Regions from separate parts of the Homo sapiens genome. Here region 1 is linked to region 2. Evidence: chromatin loops called from intact Hi-C (ENCODE). Cell type or tissue: endothelial cell of umbilical vein. All regions are shown on one strand. Links, peaks and the distances in the headings refer to the core of each region. The heading gives the core; the rest is flanking DNA.

The links. Peaks named below come from ENCODE experiments on the same cell type or tissue, not always from the same donor. Only the 100,000 strongest peaks of a DNase experiment are listed, where the experiment ranks them.
Region 1: a loop joins it to region 2, with 10 times the contacts of the local background. A loop is called at or near these places in 1 of 110 quality-filtered maps.

What each region holds. Positions count from the first base shown.
Region 1 is chr1:112,867,903-112,870,402 of GRCh38, reverse strand. The region is part of intron 1 of LINC01357 (long intergenic non-protein coding RNA 1357); the gene reads right to left. It overlaps LOC105378911 (a long non-coding RNA gene), which reads left to right and starts at 2,019. Exons shown (of 3, transcript XR_001738192.2): 1 at 2,019-2,115. RefSeq lists a silencer at 762-1,056. In endothelial cell of umbilical vein, for the core only: no CTCF peak of the experiment used is centred there; DNase peaks (open chromatin) are centred at 982 and 1,762; H3K27ac peaks cover 2,308 bases.
Region 2 is chr1:112,387,251-112,391,720 of GRCh38, reverse strand. It overlaps a transcript of CTTNBP2NL not described here. Among named protein-coding and RNA genes, the nearest start is that of CTTNBP2NL, 6.7 kb to the left of the region's middle. In endothelial cell of umbilical vein, for the core only: no CTCF peak of the experiment used is centred there; a DNase peak (open chromatin) is centred at 3,070; H3K27ac peaks cover 2,473 bases.

The DNA.
Region 1 (2,500 bases), core at 1-2,500, 480 kb before region 2:
TTGAACTCGGTAGACAGAGGTTGCGGTGAGCCAAGATCACACCATTGCACTCCAGCCTGGGCAACAAGAGTGAAACTCCATCTCAAAAAAAAAGAATTCAAGCTGAAGAACTGAATGGACAAACAGCATGTGCAGGGGTGATTGTGCTGGGTGTGTTGCCTGATATGCAGAAAGTCAATGCACCAAGACTCCAGGTTGCAGCAGAGAAAGAGGTTTAATTGTAAGGCCACCAAATGAGATGAGAAGAAACCTCAAAACCACCTCTTCAAAGAGTTTGGGTCTAGAGACCTTAAGGGGTTTGGACGAGTAGTGGGCCAAGGTGTCGATTGTTCAAAGAGTGAAGGGTGATGTCATAGGATGGAGGTGAAGAAACTGCATTTTTTTTTTTTTGAGACAGATTCTTGTTTGTCACCCAGGCTGGAGTGCAGTGACACGATCTTAGCTCACTGCAACCTCTGCCTCCTGGGTTCAAGCCGTTCTCCTGCCTCAGCCTCCCCAGTAGCTGGGATTACAAGTGCACACCACCACGCCCAGCTAATTTTTGTATTTTTAGGGGAGACGGGGTTTCACCATGTTGGCCAGGCTGGTATCGAACTCCTGACCTCATGATCTGCCCGCCTTGGCCTCCCAAAGTGTTGGGATTACAGGCGTGAGCTACCGCGCCCAGCTGAAGAAACTGCATTCTCAGACCGACTTGGTTCCTTGGTGTGGTCTTTGGACTCATTGGCGTTAGTTCTGAAAAACATCTCAAATGAAAAGTTGTAAGGCTCCTAAAGTCAAAGTTCCTATCTACAAGAACAATAAGTAAATTCATGGTTTATGTCCTGGCCTACATGGTCCATAAGAGGCTATAGGGAAATGAGTCATAGGACAACCTGACTAATGCTTAATCTATACTTTTATCTAAAGCCTGGCATGTAATTATTGTTAACACTATGGGGAAGGTTTAACAGGGAAGGTCTCTCTGACCTTCCCCTGACTTTCTCCCATGAAGCAGGCCCTAAAAGAATTCTCTGACCTTCTTACAAAATAAGGTCATAAGACCCTATTTGCAGGGCCTCCTTCCTATACCCAGAAGAAAAGAATGAAGACGCAGAGATGCCAAGAAGCTGTGAATAAACAGGCCTTGTTAAGTTCTCTCCAGTTTGTTACCATTACTGTAGCAGGACAAGTCGCAGACAAAACTCCTAGGACACCGGATTAAAGAAGGAAGAGGTTTTTATTGGGCTGGGAGTGTCAGCAGACTCGCGTCTTAAGAGCTGAGCTCCCCAAAAAAGAAATTCCTAGCCCTTTTAAGGGCTTACAACTCTAAGGGGTCCACGTGAAAAGGTCGTAATAGATCAAGTAAGTGTGAGGAACGTGACTAGGGGCTACATACATCAGCTAACAGAACAAAAAGTTTTACAGTGCTTTCACATACAATGTCTGGAATTTACAGATAACACTAGTAGTTTTGGTCAGGGGTTAATATTATTATTATTATTATTATTCTTTTAACCACCAGGGCCAGGTGGTGGCGCCAAGGTCGTCTAGTTATTTATCTTATTTCTGTTTCTTTCCAACTTTTTGCTTTCTCCCTTTTCTCCTGTCTTATAAACTAGGGAAAAGGGGAGGTTGGGGAGAAGCTGGGAAGGACAACAGGAGAAGTGGTGGTCTCATTCTATTAGATCATACCCACTTTTGTCCAATCATACTGTATGATAGTCCACTCTACACGAACCTAAGCATAAAAATACCGTTTTTTTTCTGTTTCTTTGGGTCTTCATTTCCTTATTAAGTCTCTCATATGATGTAAAACTTATTAAATAAATTTGTATGCTTTTCTCTTGTATTTAATATTTTGTTATAGGGATCTCTGCCACAAACCTAGGGTGATACTAGATAAAGATGCTAATTTTCTCCCCTACAGTGACTTTAGAGATTAGGACCTAAAGGCTTGGTGGCTTCCCTCTCACTGTCTCCTGGATCTCTCATTCTGGTGGGAGTTAGGCGCCATGTCATGAGGACATTCAAGGAGCCCTCTGGGGAGTTCCCATTGTGAGGAGCTGAGGCTTCCTGACAACAACCAACACCAACTCGCCAGGAGAGGAGAAGAGCAGAAGACAAGGGAAGCAGGTAAAAAGAAAGGGGGTGATGAGTGGAGAACATTGAGTAAGGCTTTGTGCAAAATTGTAGCTGTCAGATTTGGAATCCCCCAGGTTCTCCTTTAGAGGCCTCTTTAACTCAAGGTACACAAGGCCTCAAACTCTTTTTAAAAAAAAAAAATTATTTTTTTTTATTTCAGGGCCGGGCAGGGTGGCTCACGCCAGTAATCCCAGCACTTTGGGAGGCTGAGGTGGGCGGATCAGGAGGTCAGGAGTTCAAGACCAGCATGGTCAACATAGTGAAACCCTGTGTCTACTAAAAATACAAAAAAAAATTAGCTGGGCGTGGTGGCGCGTGCCTGTAGTCCCAGCTACTTGGGAGGCTGAGGCAGGAGAATTGCTTGAACCCGGGAAGT
Region 2 (4,470 bases), core at 1,971-4,470:
CGCCCGGCCTGGACTGATTTTAAAACAAGGGAAAGCAAGAGAAGCGGGAATAGTGGGTGGCAATGAAGGCTTAGTAGCTAGGAGGAGAGCTATGGGCACTTACCTGAACTTGTTTCCTCATTTGTTAAATGAGATAATAGCTCCTGTCTACAAGACCAGGTGGTTGTCAGTATCCAAGCGATCTGATGTACATGGAAGTATTAGCTACCTGGGAGATCTTGCTCAATCCTCTTCTCTGAGTCCTAGGCTCCAACTAAACATCTGGGACTCCATAAGGCTCCTTCTAGCTGTGGCCCACTGGACTGGGACTTATTAAGATGCTGAGTGCTGAGTGAGCTAGATGTAGAAGTTGAAATGAATGGGAAAAGTGATGAAAAGAAATGCTTTCTTTCTTCTGGCTTGTCTTCACTATCTCCTTTTCCTCACGCTTCCCGACCCCACCCCTTCTCCCCGGGGTTGATGAGGAGGTCAAAGTCTGAAAGCCAGAGAGGGCTCTCCAAGCCCCGGACCAGGCTGAAGCCGAAGGCAAGGTGTGCCCTCCACTGCCCCCTGCATTTCTGCATTTTCTCCCATCATTTGTTCCCACAAAGGATTTGCTGGGCAGTCCTTAAACGTTCTCTTCTTGCTTGGATCTGCCCTATCTGGGGAGACTCGGGCACCAGGAAACGAGATTTCTGGGTGTGGCCCTAAAGTGTTCCCGAGCTTATTGTGCCCCCTAGTGTCGAATAGTGAATCCTGCAGCCGTCGGCTTCCTTTCTGACCGTCCCTCTGATGCCTCCCGCCCAACACAGTTTTTCCTTTTAAGGGTGTGGGCTGACAGCACAGCAGGTGGGGACTCCAAGGACTGGCAGCTCAAAAATCCACCTCAGGGACAGACAGATTCTTTGGTGTTTGGCAAAATGTAGGGGCCAGCTTGGCCATGATGGAAGCTTTAAACTCTTTTTTTTTTTTTTTTTTTTTTGAGACGGAATCTCGCTCTGTTGCTGGAGTGCAATGGCGCCGGTCTCGGCTCACTGTAACCTCTGCTTCAAGCGATTCTCGGGTTCAAGCGATTCTCCTGCCTCAGCCTCCTGAGTAGCTGGGATTACAGGCGCCTGCCACCACTCCCGGCTAATTTATTTTTGTATTTTTAGTAGAGACAAGGTTTCACCATGTTGGCCAGGCTAGTCTCGAACTCCTGACCTGAAGTGATCTGCCCACCTCGTCCTCCCAAAGCGTTGGGATTACAGGCGTGAGCCACCGCGCCCAGCCGGAAGCTTTAAACTCTTATCCTAGATTGCATTAGGGGAAGTCCAGAAGTGAGAGGGATAGAAATCTAACATTGGGTGCCTACCAGGTACATATGTGACATAAACAATCCTTGTAACCTTTGCATATATAATTATTGCTACAATCCTGAGAGGTAATTTTTATTACTTCTAGTTTTTCAGAAGAGAAAGCAAGTTCAGAGAGGTTAAGTGTCTTCCCCAAGGTCACATAATAACAATAACAATATGATAGCAACATTAGCCAATTAATTAGTGCCTACTCCACACCAGGCATATGATTTCTTTTAATCCCCACAGCAACACTTTAAAGTGGTGATCATAATCTTCATTTTAGTGATGAGGTAACTGAGATTTTAGTGTAAGAAAGGAATAACTGAGAAGCTGCCTGAGGTCACACAGCGAGGTCCTCCCGTTTCCAGTCCCACACTGTTTCTATTCCGCCATGGCCTCATGGAGGTGGTGGGTGGTAGAGGTGGGACTCGGGCCCAGGCCTGTGTGACTCAATGTTCTTTCCATTACTGCTGCTGCTCGGCAGTTCTTCCTGAGGACCAGGAAACCATTGTCATGTGGTCTTTTGGAGTTCTCAACCTGAGATGATGGCAATGAAAACACCAAGGCAGAAGTCCAAAGGATCCTGGGGACAATTTGCTCAGGGAAGCACATGACCAGAGCAGCACTATGGGAACTGCACAACAATATTGCTGTCAGGGGCCCCGGGGAGGGCCTTCAGAGGAGCTGAGTCCTGTCTCCCTCCAGTAATTCTGTGTGGAACTCACATGTTCCCCTGAAGCTGATGGGCCAGGACGGGAAATGCAAAGCTCAAAGAGACCTAAAAGGAAAGGTAGATGGAAAATTCCTGGAAGTAGATGAGAGAGAAAATTCCAGATAGAAAATTACCAGAAATAAGCAGGGCACGGTGGAGTGTGCTTGTAGTCCCAGCTACCTGAGAGGCTGGGACAGGAGGATTGTTTGAGTCCAGGAGTCCAAGACCAGTCTGGGTAACATAGTGAGACTCCTTCTCAAAAAAAAAAATTACTGGAAATATATAAGCTATACCACAGAGTTCCCAAATCATTCAACAAAGTTCCCCTCACACCCAAAATATAGATTAGTCATAGGTCCCTGGAATAATGCTTTATGTCCCTTTGGGTGAGTCACAAATTTTCTTTTTCACTTTTCTCTATTAAATTATTGATTACATTTTATTAAATTATTAAAATTATTAAATAATTATTAAATGTGTTACCATCACATATGCCAGGTGGTAAGTTGGCAAACTGGTTGACGTTATGTTTGTTATTTTGAGGTGTAAATTTCACATAAATAGTCTGGTGGGAAAAGATATCAGTTGGGAACTATTTTTTAAAAACTAATTTGTAAGTTACCTTATTTCATTAAAGAGTAACTCCTTCCCTCTCTTCCCACCCCTCCCCTTACTGCCTCTCTTCCTCTGTCCCAGGTCCCTTCCTCTCCAAAAGTCTGGAGCCAGATTCCTTTTCTGTCCTTGTTGGCTGTTAAGACAAAGCTCTGAGTAGCCTTGCCAGAAGGGCTGAAGCTGACCCAAAGGCTGGTCCTCTTTCTTTTTCCCCTCTATTTCCCCTTCTTTCCCACATATAACCTCACATTAAGCAGAAAATAATTTCTGTGCTAGGGCCAGAGACAGAGCTTCAGCTTGGCTAGGCTGCCTTACAGTTTCAATTTGATGAAAGCCAATTACACATTTCCTCTGGTCTGTTATTTCAGCTGAAGCACCACACAGTTGGCTGAATGGGTCCTTGTTGCACACAAAAGGGAGAAATATTTGTAGGGAAACTAATGACCCGGTTATGGCTGCACCGTCATTTCTAGGCAATTTCCTGGTAAATGGCCCTTTGGAACAGTCTGGTGCTGGATGCTTCTGTGCCCTCATTTCCTGCTTCATGCTCCTGCTGGGCTCCTGCAGGACCAGTCTGCCCTGAACAAAGTGACCAGGTGACCCGCTTTCTTGGGAGGAGTTTATACATTTCCCATCCCCTTTTCTTTCTTCCACTTGCCTTTTTCTTGTCCTCCTTTTATTCCTAAAAATAATCATTGAATGCCTGTTAACATTGCAGTGATAACTAACACAGGCTTTGGACCTCAGGGCACTCAGTCTTGAAAGGAGGTAGACTTGCGTAACTCATGGACCCAGGTACTCCTGCTTTCTGCAGCCATGCTTTCCAAATAAAATAACTCAAATCCCTATCTTACATCATCATCGGGACTCCAGATGTAAGGGACAGAAATCGTTATCCAAAATGGCAAAAGGATTTTTATTGGCGCATACAATAGGAAAGTCCAGGAATAGTCTGACCTCAGATGAGGCTTGATCAGTTTTCTCAAAAATGTTACCAGGACCACCAGGTTTCGTTTCTTTTCTTTTTTCCTTCCTTCCTTCCTTCCTTCCTTCCTTCCTTCCTTCCTTCCTTCCTTCCTCCCTCCCTCCCTTCCTTCCTTTCTTTCTCTTTCTTTCTCTCCCTTCCTTCCTTTCTCTCTCTCTTTCTTTTTCTTCTTTCCTTCTTCTTTCTTTCCTTCTTCTCCTTCCTTCCCTCCCTTCCTTCCTTCCTTCCTTCCTTCCTTCCTTCCTTCCTCTCTCTCTGTCTTTCTTTCTGGTCTTGCTCTGTCACTCAGGCTGGAGTGACAGAGCAAGTGGTGTGATCATAGCTCACTGCAGCCTCCAACTCCTGGGCTCAAGCAATCCTCCTGCCTCAGCCTCCCAGGTAGTGAGCCACCAGGCCTGGCTGATTTTTGAATTTTTTGTAGTTTTACTATGTTGCCCAGTTGGTCTCGAACTCCTGGCCTGAAGTGCTTCTTCCACCTCCACTTCCCAAAGTGCTGGGATTACAGGGGCAAGCCACTGTACCCAGCCAGGACCAGGTTTCTATCCCTGTGTCTCTCAACTTTGCTTCCTCTGTGTTGGTTCTGTTTTAGACAGGCATTCTTCCTCAGCTGGCAATAAGCACAGTAGCTCAGGCTTCATATCTTGTCGTATTCAATAGGAAAGAGCACCTGCTCTTTTCCAGAAGTGGGAGAAAGATCCCACTATCTCCTTGGCTCTGCTTGGACTGTGTGTTCATCCCTGAACCAGTCATCGTGGCCAGGGATAGGCTGCTTTTATTGGCTAGATCTAGGTCATGTGCCTGCAGACATGGATGAAGAGTAGGAAAAAGTTATAGCCTCAAAT